Linked DNA regions of Mus musculus: region 2 is linked to region 1. Evidence: chromatin contacts called from ENCODE Hi-C or POLR2A ChIA-PET data. All regions are on one chromosome and are shown on one strand. Each heading gives the region's core, a stretch centred on a gene start or an enhancer-like site at or near the end of the contact. The rest is flanking DNA. Distances are from core to core; before and after follow the strand shown. Region 1 holds the start of Znrd2 (zinc ribbon domain containing 2). Region 2 holds the start of Zfpl1 (zinc finger like protein 1).

What was found. Hi-C counts contacts between places; a loop is a spot of excess contacts on that map. ChIA-PET counts read pairs that join two places held with the same protein, here RNA polymerase II (POLR2A).
Region 2: a loop to region 1 is called in a map of v-Abl transformed pro-B cells, with 2.2 times the contacts of the local background. The contact joins the promoter of Zfpl1 here to the promoter of Znrd2 in region 1. A Hi-C loop is called at or near these places in 1 of 37 maps with a recorded cell type or tissue (v-Abl transformed pro-B cells). POLR2A ChIA-PET finds 5 or more read pairs at or near these places in 2 of 5 experiments (Patski and embryonic stem cell).

The regions. Positions count from the first base shown.
Region 1 is chr19:5,728,323-5,733,834 of GRCm38, reverse strand. Znrd2 (zinc ribbon domain containing 2) reads left to right here and starts at 2,103. Exons shown (of 4, transcript NM_020491.5): 1 at 2,103-2,159; 2 at 2,240-2,391; 3 at 2,510-2,594; 4 at 3,123-3,529. The coding sequence starts at 2,141. The coding sequence ends at 3,466. It overlaps Fam89b (family with sequence similarity 89, member B), which reads left to right and starts at 4,169. Exons shown (of 2, transcript NM_181452.2): 1 at 4,169-4,598; 2 at 4,967-5,512. The coding sequence starts at 4,308. The coding sequence ends at 5,245.
Region 2 is chr19:6,082,274-6,087,785 of GRCm38, reverse strand. It overlaps Zfpl1 (zinc finger like protein 1), which reads left to right and starts at 2,811. Exons shown (of 8, transcript NM_024231.3): 1 at 2,811-2,922; 2 at 3,325-3,434; 3 at 3,726-3,837; 4 at 5,008-5,201; 5 at 5,315-5,387; 6 at 5,459-5,512. The coding sequence starts at 3,333. Cdca5 (cell division cycle associated 5) reads right to left here and starts at 2,689. Exons shown (of 6, transcript NM_026410.3): 1 at 2,578-2,689; 2 at 2,297-2,388; 3 at 1,319-1,384; 4 at 1,199-1,234. The coding sequence starts at 2,623.

The sequences.
Region 1 (5,512 bases), core at 854-3,353:
GGGATTAAAGACACGTGCCACTATGTCTAGCTATGTTTATTTTTATGTTTGTGTATGTTTTGCTGCATGCAAGCCTGTGCACTATGTGCATGTCTGACGCCCTTAGAGGTCAGAAGAGGGTGTGTGATCCCTGGAACTGCAGTTCTGCATCGTGTGAGGCATCATGTGGAATGTGGGCACCGAACCCATGTCCTCAAGAGCCATTAGTGCTGTTAAGAACTGAGCCATTGGGGGCTGGCGAGATGGCTCAGTGGCTAAAAGTGCCGTTTGCTCTTTCGAAGGTCCCGAGTTCAAATCCCAGCAACCACATGCTGGCTCACAACCATCCTTAACGAAATCTGATGCCCTCTTCTGGAGTATCTGAGGACAGCTACAGTGTACTTACATATAATAAATAAATAAATCTTAAAAAAAAAAAAAAGACGTGGGCTGGTGAGATGGCTCAGCGGGTAAGAGCACCTGACTGCTCTTCCAAAGGTCCGGAGTTCAAATCCCAGCAACCACATGTTGGCTCACAACCATCTGTAACAAGATCTGACGTCCTCTTCTGGAATGTCTGAAGACAAGTACAGTGTACTTACATATAATAAATAAATTTAAAAAAAAAAAAAAAGAGCGCAGACTGCTCTTCCTAAGGTCCTGAGTTCAAGTCCCAGCAACCACATGGTGGCTCACAACCACACGTAATGAGATCTGATTCCCTCTTCTGGAGTGTCTGAAGACAGCTACAGTGTACTTACATATAATAAATAAATAAATATTTTTAAAAAAGAACTGAGCCATCTTTCTACCCCCTTCTTCCTCCTCCTCCTCCTCTTATTTATTTTATGCATGTGAGTATATGGTAGCTATTTCCAGACACCCCAGAAAAGGGTGTCTTAGCCCTTTTACAGATGGTTGTGAGCCACCATGTGGTTGCTGGGAATTAAACTCAGGAGCTCTGGAAGAGCAGCCAGGGCTCTTAACCGATGAGCCATCTCTCCAGCCCTTGGTCTTTTAATTACTTGGTGCTCTTGCAAAGAACCCAGGATTATGAGGAGCACTGGTCCTTGATTTGTAACCCACTCGAGTATAAGCCATTTTCACCAGCAGGCCCTACAGTCCTCTGAGAGGAGAGAATGCCTCCGTAAGATCTGGTGGGCTCTCCTGTAGAGCACTTTCTAACCAGTGATCAGTGGGGGAGGGTCAAGCCCATTGTAGGTGGGGTCATCCTTGGGCTGCTGCTCTTGGGTTCTGTAACAAAGCAGGCTGAGCAAGCCATGAGGAGCAAGCCAGTAAGCAGCACTCCTCCATGGCCTCCAGCTTCCTGCCCTGCTTGAGTTCCTGCTTTTGATGAACATGTTATATGGAACCATGAGTGAAACAAACCTTTTCTTTTCTTTTCTTTTCTTTTTTTTTGGCTTTTCGAGACAGGGTTTCTCTGTGTAGCCCTGGCTGTCCTGGAACTCGCTCTGTAGACCAGGCTGGCCTCGAACTCAGAAATTCGCCTGCTTCTGCCTCCCAAGTGCTGGGATTAAAGGCATGAGCCACCATGCCCGGCGAAACAAACCTTTTCCTCCCCAAGTTATTTTTGGTCATGGTGTTAATCCCAGCTATACTAGTCCTAACTAAGACAGCAGGCTTACATCAGTTCTAGGCATTGGTAGAAGGTGGACAGAGGACACCCAACACGCAAACAGGGAGGAGTGTTGAAATAGGCAGAAAACGACCTCAGTGTAGCTAGCCTAGTTTGAAAGATTTAGAGAACTTTTTATTGCAGTGACTGTTGGGCAGATGTCATGGTCCTGCCCATCTCCTGCTTCCCCTGTGTGGAAAGACAACCCTGAGGGAATCGGGTATTTCACAGACCTAAGGGCCACTTTATCTGAGGCAAGTAGAAATGGAGACTCTGAAAAGCCACACCCGAGTACTGAAGCGTTACCAGGGAGACGGTGGTACCCAACCATAGCTCTGGCCACCAGCCGAGCCCGTAGGTCAGGGTCAAATGTGCAGCAGACACGCCCCCCCTTTGACTAAAGCGCCAGGAAGACCGTGTAAGCGTCACTTCCGCCCTCAGCTACCACATGTGGGAGGCGGGGCCGTAGTGGGGGCGCATCTTATTTGGATCACTTCCGGTGAGCCCAGCAGTGACCACGGCAACATGGCCTTGAACGGTGCAGGTATGCGCTTGGGATGTTTGGGCAGTGGCCGTGGGGTGCGGGAGGCAGCTCTCTCTATCTCCTGTGCCTGTTTTCTCTAGATGTCGACGATTTCACCTGGGAGCCTCCGACTGAAGCTGAGACGAAGGTGCTGCAGGCGCGACGGGAGCGGCAGGATCGCATCTCCCGTCTGATGGGGGACTACCTGCTCCGTGGTTACCGCATGCTGGGCGACACGTGCGCCGACTGCGGGGTGAGGCGAGTGATGAGGCCGAGGCCGCGGACCGGGCCGCACGACCTTTCCTCAGCTCCCTCTTCTGTGAACCCTGTCTCTCCGGCTCACCTATGTCCATGTACTTTCTGGTCCCCAGACGATCCTCCTGCAAGATAAACAGCGGAAAATCTACTGTGTGGCTTGTCAGGAGCTCGACTCAGACGTGGATAAAGATAACCCGGGTGAGGGTCCGAGTGTGCACTGTGGGGAGAAGAGAGTGGCGATAGCTACAGAGGAACTGTGAGCCTGGGAGGTGACAGTGGAAACTCCTGCGTGCTGTGGCATTAAGGTGCCTTCTCGTTTCCGCCCTAGAGAGGTGTTTCATTCAAGAAAGACCATCAGCCTTTTGTTTCTGACACCGTGGGGAGAGTCCTAGCAAAATAGTCATCCTACGTTGTAGAGTGCACGTGCAACCCTGGGTGCTTGTGCATGTTGGACAGGCATTTTACCACTGAAGGGCGGGCATCCCAGTTTACAGGAATAGACTTGATGCATAGATGAGGCCAGGCCATCTGTCAAGCAACTGGACCTCAAGTGTAAATCAGTGGGGCAGTGTTTGGCAAGCATGTGTAAGGAGAAAGAAGAGTAGAGATGAGATGGGATTGGCTTAGGCAGAAAACACCAGCAGCTCAGGGACATCAGTAAAGAGCACATGACTCGGGAGAGGCGGACGGGGCACCCTCACTCTTCCACCACTTTTCTTGTTCTAGCACTGAATGCACAGGCGGCGCTCTCTCAAGCTCGGGAACACCAGCTGGCCTCATCTACAGAGCCTGCCTCGAGCTCTCGGCCCCCATCCCAGCCACCAGTACCCCGTCCAGAGCACTGTGAAGGCGCAGCAGCCGGGCTCAAGGCAGCCCAGGCGCCTCCTCTTCCGGCTGCACCTCCAAATACGGACGCGGTGGCTTCCACACAGACGGCCCTCCTGCAGAAGCTAACCTGGGCGTCAGTCGAGCTGGGCTCTAGCACCTCCTTGGAGACTAGTATCCAGCTCTGTGGGCTTATCCGGGCTTGCGCCGAGGCCCTAGGCAGCCTGAAACAGCTGGATCACTGAGACCTCTATCCTGATCCCTGTTCCCCTGAGAAAAACCCTCCAGAAAAACAGTTTTTCCTCCGCGTGGTTTGTTCTTTCTTGGTTCTGAGTGTGCATGTGAGCCCCAGTTCTCCTCGATGGTTTTCCTTGCTTTTGGCATCTCACCTTTCCATGGTCTTTTCTACCTGAATGGTGAAGTTCTGCATTCAGGACAAGAAGTAAATGGCAGAGGGATAAGTGACACCTTATTCCAAGGACTGACCTCAGTCTTCCCAAAGGCTGGGCCACTAATCATTGTCTCTGACCCAGTACCCCCTTTCCTCCACTTGAGTGCCATTTGAAGTTTCAGTCCCTTTGGTGGCTTCCTTTCCTTCCTTTAACCATCCTGACTCTACCATCTTTCTCCATCTTCTGGCTGCTAGGATGTTGACAAATTGTGGGGAGGGGCAGTGATGCACTGTAAGAGTCAGGCACAGTCTTACCTTCCTACCCCAGACTCGGGCCTCCCACATCCCCGTGCTTTTAGAATCCTTCCCTTGGGAGAGGACACATTGTATAGGAATGAGGCAGCAAAAGGTCGCCAAAAAACCGTTTCTGACCCTTTCGGCCTCCCCTGTCCCATCCAGTTCTTTGATGGGTTTTTCGCTCCAGGGTCATCGCCGCGTTAAGAGAGGCCCCGCCCATGCAGGGGGGTGGAGCATAGGCGGAGTCCTAGGAGTCGGGGACGGAACAAAGCACGGCCTGCGGGCGGTGGCTGAGATCTCTCCGGAGACCGGGCCACGGAGAGCTGGTTCTCTGGGCAACAGCCCGCTGAAAACGTAAGAGGGGTCCAGGCGGCATCGTGGTCCACGCCTGCCTGGCTATGAACGGGCTGCCCGCGACTGAGGCGCCGGGCGGCGCGGGCTGCGCTCTGGCCGGGCTCCCGCCGCTACCGCGCGGCCTCAGCGGCCTTCTTAACGCTAGTGGGGGCTCGTGGAGGGAGCTGGAGCGTGTCTACAGCCAACGGAGCCGCATCCACGACGAACTGAGTCGTGCCGCCCGCGCCCCGGATGGTCCTCGCCATGCCGCTGGATCTGCTAACTCAGGTTCTGCAGCGGGCCCGCGCCGCCCGGTTAACCTCGACTCTGCACTAGCCGCGCTGCGCAAGGAGATGGTGAGTAGGTGGGCGCCTCGCCAGGGTAGTAGCTCTGAAGAGGGCAGAAATAAGTCTGGGATCCGCTTCCTCATCTCAGGTCCAGCAGGAAGCATCTGGTCACGGGGCTTTAGGACAGCACTGATAGTAATGTGTAGCAATTGTTGCATTTTTAAAAACTTGCCTGATTTCATCTTGCTGGACAATGTTACCCCATTGTATAAATGAGGGCCAAGGACTGGCTGGAAGGTTTCACAGTTGGCAAGTACCATCTGTTCTCAGAACTTTCACTTAAAGGTGCAGGAAGATTGGATAGGGTTGTCGTCCACGGTGGGAATTCTGGGGGTGGCCCGGACCCCCAACTCCAGCCCACTGTCAGTTGTCTGTAGGTGGGGCTGCGACAGCTGGATATGTCCCTGTTGTGCCAGCTGTGGGGCCTGTACGAGTCGATCCAGGACTACAAGCATCTGTGCCAAGACCTGAGCTTGTGCCAGGACCTGTCATCCTCTCTGCACTCGGACAGCTCCTACCCACCTGATGCCGGCCTGTCTGATGACGAGGAGCCTCCTGATGCCAGCCTGCCCCCAGACCCTCCACCCCTCACCGTACCCCAGACTCACAATGCCCGTGACCAGTGGTTGCAGGATGCTTTCCAAATCAGCCTTTGAAAGCTGAGGTGGATAGGAACGCACCCATACAAAAGGCTCAAAACTTGCCCTTCAGCAAGTCCTTAGTCTACAGTGCCTGCTCTTTTACCGGTACCACCTCACCTCACTTCAGGAGGGCAAGGCATTATACCCATCAGGCAAAGCGGTCAAGATTGCAGCCTGTGCCCAGTGTCCTGGGCTTCCACTTCTCCCACATGTGTGCACCCTAGCTTGGCCAGCCCTTAGTCTGACTGTGGGGCCCAAAGCGTCTTGCACTCCCGTTTGCAT
Region 2 (5,512 bases), core at 1,562-4,061, 350 kb before region 1:
AACCCACCTCCACCATCACAAGATGGCTGGGATTATCTCAACAGCAGGGTACCTGCTTAGTACTGCCCTGGGATAGATCTCCAGCACCACACACATCAGAATAACAAATCAAACTGGCAATTTGCCTCACGTCTGCAATTCCCAGGACACTGAGAAATACCAGGCAGGAAGAGTACCAAAGCCAGCCAGCAACACAACCCTGGTCAGAGAGCAAAGCACCACTGGGTACACTTGGGAGATTGAAAAATCAGGAATTCAAAACCAGCTTTACGCACATACTAAATTCAGGGCCAGGCTTGGCCACAGGTAACCCTGGCTGTCTTGGAACTCACTCTGTAGACCAAGCTAGCCTATAAGTCAAAAGAGATCCACTTGCCTCTGCCTTCTGAGTGCTGGAATTAAAGGTGTGCACCAGCACCCAGCACCTTTTACACTGCGTATGCATGTGTCCGGAAGAGGGCGTTGGATACTCTCAAACTGAAGCTGTAGGTGTGTAGGGTCCATCTGATGGAATCTGAAAACTGCTTTTACCCAGAACCATCTTTCCAGCCCCTACACATAACTCATTCTATAACCATAAAACAAACAAACAAACAAACAAAACATAAATAAACACTCAGCAAAACAACCTTATCACTCTGTGGACCAGGCTGGCCTAAAACTCCGAGATCCGCCTGCCTCTGCCTCCCAAATCTTGCGACTAAAGGCGTGCGCCATCACAACATCACAACAAAACAGTGGCAAAACAGTCTACAGAAGCCCAGTGGTTAAACCATAACTTTTTAAGAAAAATAGTGAGAATGTTCAGAGCATAAAGAACTAGAAATGAGGGGTTGGGGTTGGGGATTTAGCTCAGTGGTTTTCAGCTCTGGGGAACAAAACAAAACAAAACAAAAAAACCCAAAAAAAAAAAGAAATGAATGACACCCATAGGCAGGAAACAAGACTGGTAACTACAGTCAGTCCTGGTAGCATGCCCATCTCTAAGATTTGAATCTATCTGCAGAGACTGGTGCAGGTGGATCTCTATGAATTTGAGGCCAGTCTGGTCTACCGTAACTTCCAGTTCAGGAAACAGTGTTATACACTGAGACCTAAACTGACAAGCCATGAAGCAGTTGCCTGGGTAGAAGTGTATGCCTACCCTCTAAGGGTAAATCCTACACAAATAAACAGAAATAAACAGAACTGAACTCACCCTAGGACTTCTTCGAACCGTGTGGACATCTGGGACCTGTAGGGATGACATCAACTGATCAATCAATAGCTAAGCCCAGTTTTGACATCTCACTCCCAAAGCCTTCTCTCAGCCCCTCACCTCTACTGCATGAGCTACGATCTTCTTCAAGACGATGGCCTTTCTGACTGGGACCGCTGGAGTTGTCTGGGGGGGGTAAAAGAAAGTATTATCCATGAGCTTTACAATAGTTCAAAGCCCTCTAGGTCAGTGTAAAAGTACTTTGGGAGCCGGGCAGTGGTGGTGCACGCCTTTAATCCCAGCACTTGGGAGGCAGAGGAAGGTGGATCTTTGAGTTCGAAGCCGGCCAGGTCTACTAAGTAAGTGAGTTCCAGGACAGCCAGGGCTATACAGAGAAACGTTGTCTCGAGGAAAAAAAAAAAAAGTACTTTGGGGGTGTTGCTGAGAAAAGTTTTCCTTATCTTCTATCCAAGACTTCTCAGCCTCTAAGCCTGGTTCTAAGTTTGTAAGTTCTTGCACCATGTTGGGCACCAACTGTGGAAGCATTGGGCGGGAGTTTTTTGACTCCCTTGCTCCCAAATAACTGCAGGGCATTTCTTCCCCCCAACGCCACTACCTCCTGAGTAAAGGACACAGAGCTGTTATTCAAAGGCTGCTGGCACTATGTTGGGCAGGTTCTGAGCTACTCTAACCCTCTCAGGCTGCCTATCTACCAGTCACACGGTCCTCTACCTGAATCTCAGTCTTACTCTGACTCAATCTGGTCCATGTGTGCCCTCATGACTGCTCTCTCCCTCCTCTTGACCTTAGAGTGAAACCACCTGCTCTCTCCGCGCCTCCCCCTCTCCCACTTCTCTCTCCCTAGACTCTTCCGGACGCCTCAATGGGCGCTGATGTCCCGCCTCCTCTGTCCTCTCCTGCCCAGCCATAGGCTGATCAGCTCTTTATCAACCAATCAGAGATGATTTAAAAAAAAAAAAACAACAGTGAGCCCGGAGGTGCTAGTTAGCCGGACTAAGGATACCTAGGCATAGAAATTAGCATCTGAATACGCAGCGCACAAACCCAACCCCAACACCTGGGGGACCAGGAACTCACCCTCGGCCAGATTTCAGAGAACGAGTTCGGGAGATCTGAGCCAGATTTCCGCTTGGACGACTTCGAAGGCTTAGTAAGTGAAGTCCTGGGCCCTGGAAAGGAAAACACGTTTGATGGTGAGCAAAACTTTGCTCGAAGAAAAGGCGACAAACAAACGAAACAAGATGCTTGACGAGTTCGGAAAAGCAAAAGTCGTTTTCCAACTACCCCTTTGGGGCGTCTTCCACCGGGAGCCAAGTTTTGTTCCCCAAACAACCCCGCTCCACTGCTCCCGTGCTCACCAGACCGCTGGGCAGCCCCTCCTGATCGTGTTCGCCGCTCCGCCATGTGTACGGTCGGGCTCAGTCTCCGCCGCGGTCGCCTACTCAGGCTCGCGCCAACCGGGAACTTTGCTGCTTCAAACGTTCAAATTGCCCGCCTTGCTAGCGAGAAAGCGGAAGTGACACAGGCCGGAGGCGGACCATCCGCTTTTGTTGTCACAGGCTTTACGTCTAGCTAGCAAAAGGCAGAGGCGTATCCTGCGGCGCTGTGGCGTCATCAGCGTGCGCCGCACCCGGAAGAGACGTGGCAGCGGAGGGATAATCAGGCCGGACCTGAAGGGAGCGGAGCTGCAGCTACCGGAGTTGGTGAGCTCAGTCCCCGGCCTTCCGCGCTTTTCATTACCGTACGCACCGGTCACGATCGGCATCGCGGAGGTTCGCGGACATCCAGAATGTGGTCGGCCAGCTGGGGGCGGGTCAAGAGGGGGTGGGTCTTGGGGGCGGGGCTGGTGGTATTGGAGCTGTGCAGAGATCTGGCGAGGGCCTTCCTGGGTCTTGATGGAATGAAGGGTCGGTCGTTTGTGGTACGATCTGTACAGGAGACGTGGCTTTACCCATGCTAAGGCATTATGCTAGAATTTGGTGTTGGGACTGGTGTGAGACGGGACTGAGAGATTTAAAAGAAGAGAACTGGGTTGGTGAAAACAAACTGGCAGCCACCAAAACCTGGCTTCCTGCTAACTGATTTCACCCCACCACACCCTCCAGGATCGGTCATGGGACTTTGCAAGTGCCCCAAGAGGAAGGTGACGAACCTGTTCTGCTTCGAACACCGAGTTAACGTCTGCGAGCACTGCCTAGTAGCCAATCACGCCAAGGTGGGGCGTTTAGAGCAGTGTCTGAGCAGGGCGGGTGGGTGGGCAGACAAGATTGCCTACTTCTAAATCCATGTGGGGACCTATGCTAGACTGTAAGCTCCACAAGGGCAAGAACATGGGGTGTGATGCGCTCTGCTATGCCTTCAGTAGCTGCTCAATAAATGGTCACTCAATAAATGGAACAGATGAAATGATGAGTCTGATGAGAGAAAACGAGGCATTTGAGCCTTGGAGTGGTGTGTGCATCGTGGAGCCTGGGGCACCAGTTGTGACATCTCTCTCCCACTCCAGTGCATCGTGCAGTCCTACTTGCAGTGGCTACAAGATAGTGACTACAACCCCAATTGCCGCCTGTGCAACACACCCCTGGCCAGTCGGGAGACCACCCGTCTTGTTTGCTATGGTGAGGCCTGGGAAGGGGTCAGGGCAGCCCCAGGATCCAGCTTGGATACAGGTTTGATAGCATCTTTCAAGAAGCAAGACAGTGAGTCCCTCAAGCGTGGAGGTCAGAGCCTCAGATCCTGATTCCTTTAGGTACCGTCCTGTTTTATAAAGCCTCAGCAAGCCTTTTCTCTTCGTAGGCCTTAGAATCTTCCCTGAAAGTTAGAGCTTCTCCTTCCTGCTCTGCCAGTCTGGGAGAGCTAGAGATGACTATGAGCTGTGGCTGGGAGAAAGATCCACTTTAGGGGATGTTACTGACCCCGATACTGTACCCAGAGGAAGCTATCCATGTTACAGTTTGCTGGGAGTCGGTAGTCAGAGCCTAGTATAAAAAAAAGCCTCAGCTTAGCTTGTTCAAGGTGCTGGTCCAAAAGGGGGCAGCTCCACCTGAATTTCTCCATGTGAAATTATGTGTCCACTCATACAGATGTATGTGTTGGTTAGTACTTGTGGGTGAGTAGATGGGTGATGAGTGTTTGTGAGCACATATCCCATGGGATGCATGATGACATGAAGGTGGGGAGTGTTAGGGGATATGTGTTACAGATGTGTACATGTATGACTACTAGTGTACTTTGAGGGAATGGCTCTCAAGTTTGCTTGTGTATTTATAAGCACTGTGTATTTGCCTCTGGATATCTGCATGTATCAGTGTCTGGGAAGCTTTCCTGATAGTGTTCTTGTATGTAGGTTTGTTTTGTTTTGTTTTGTTTGAGACTGGGATTGTGGGGCTGACCTTGAAATCTTACTCCTGCCTCCACCTCCCAAGTGCTAGGATTAGGCACTGCCAGCCTGAAACTATTGTTGTGTAGTCATTAGCCCAAGGAGTGTGATTTTAGGCCAGAGAAGACTCTTGAAAGGGTGGAAGGTATTTTCTTCCTTCCCAGTCACACCTTCTCATGGGCTGGTCACATGGGTAGACTCTACCTTGCTTTGGTTCAGTGGCATTTGCAAGAAGCCTTAGGGACCCGGAGTAGGGAGAAAAGGAATGGCCCTGGGCATCAGCACATATATCCACAATCCATTCCTGCAGTGAGCTGGGCCTTGGGGGTATGGGATTGCTAGACCAAGGATAAGAGCTCGAAGACTTGCCTCTCTCATGTCTGTCCTTTTTTATTTCATGGGTCCCAAGATCTCTTTCATTGGGCCTGTATCAATGAACGTGCTGCCCAGCTACCACGAAACACAGCGCCTGCAGGCTACCAGTGCCCCAGCTGTAATGGCCCCATCTTCCCCCCAGCCAACCTCGCTGGCCCAGTGGCTTCAGCACTGAGAGAAAAGCTAGCCACAGTCAACTGGGCCCGGGCAGGACTGGGCCTCCCTCTGGTGAGAGTCTCTCTGTCTGTCTGACCATCTGTTTGTGCTGACCTCTCCTGAGGCAGATTGGATGGGTTAGCAGCAGGAGTGGGCAGACTGCTGACGGAGATTCCTTTCTGCAGATCGATGAGGTGATAAGCCCAGAGCCCGAGCCCCTCAATTCCTCAGACTTCTCTGATTGGTCCAGCTTTAATGGTAAGTGGTGGCCTCCATCTGCTGTCTGAACCTTGCCTCCCTGCTCCACTGAGAGATCGCTCTTTCCACAGCCACCACCACCTCTGTGCAAGAGGAGAGAGCCAGCACTCCATCTGCGCCTGCTT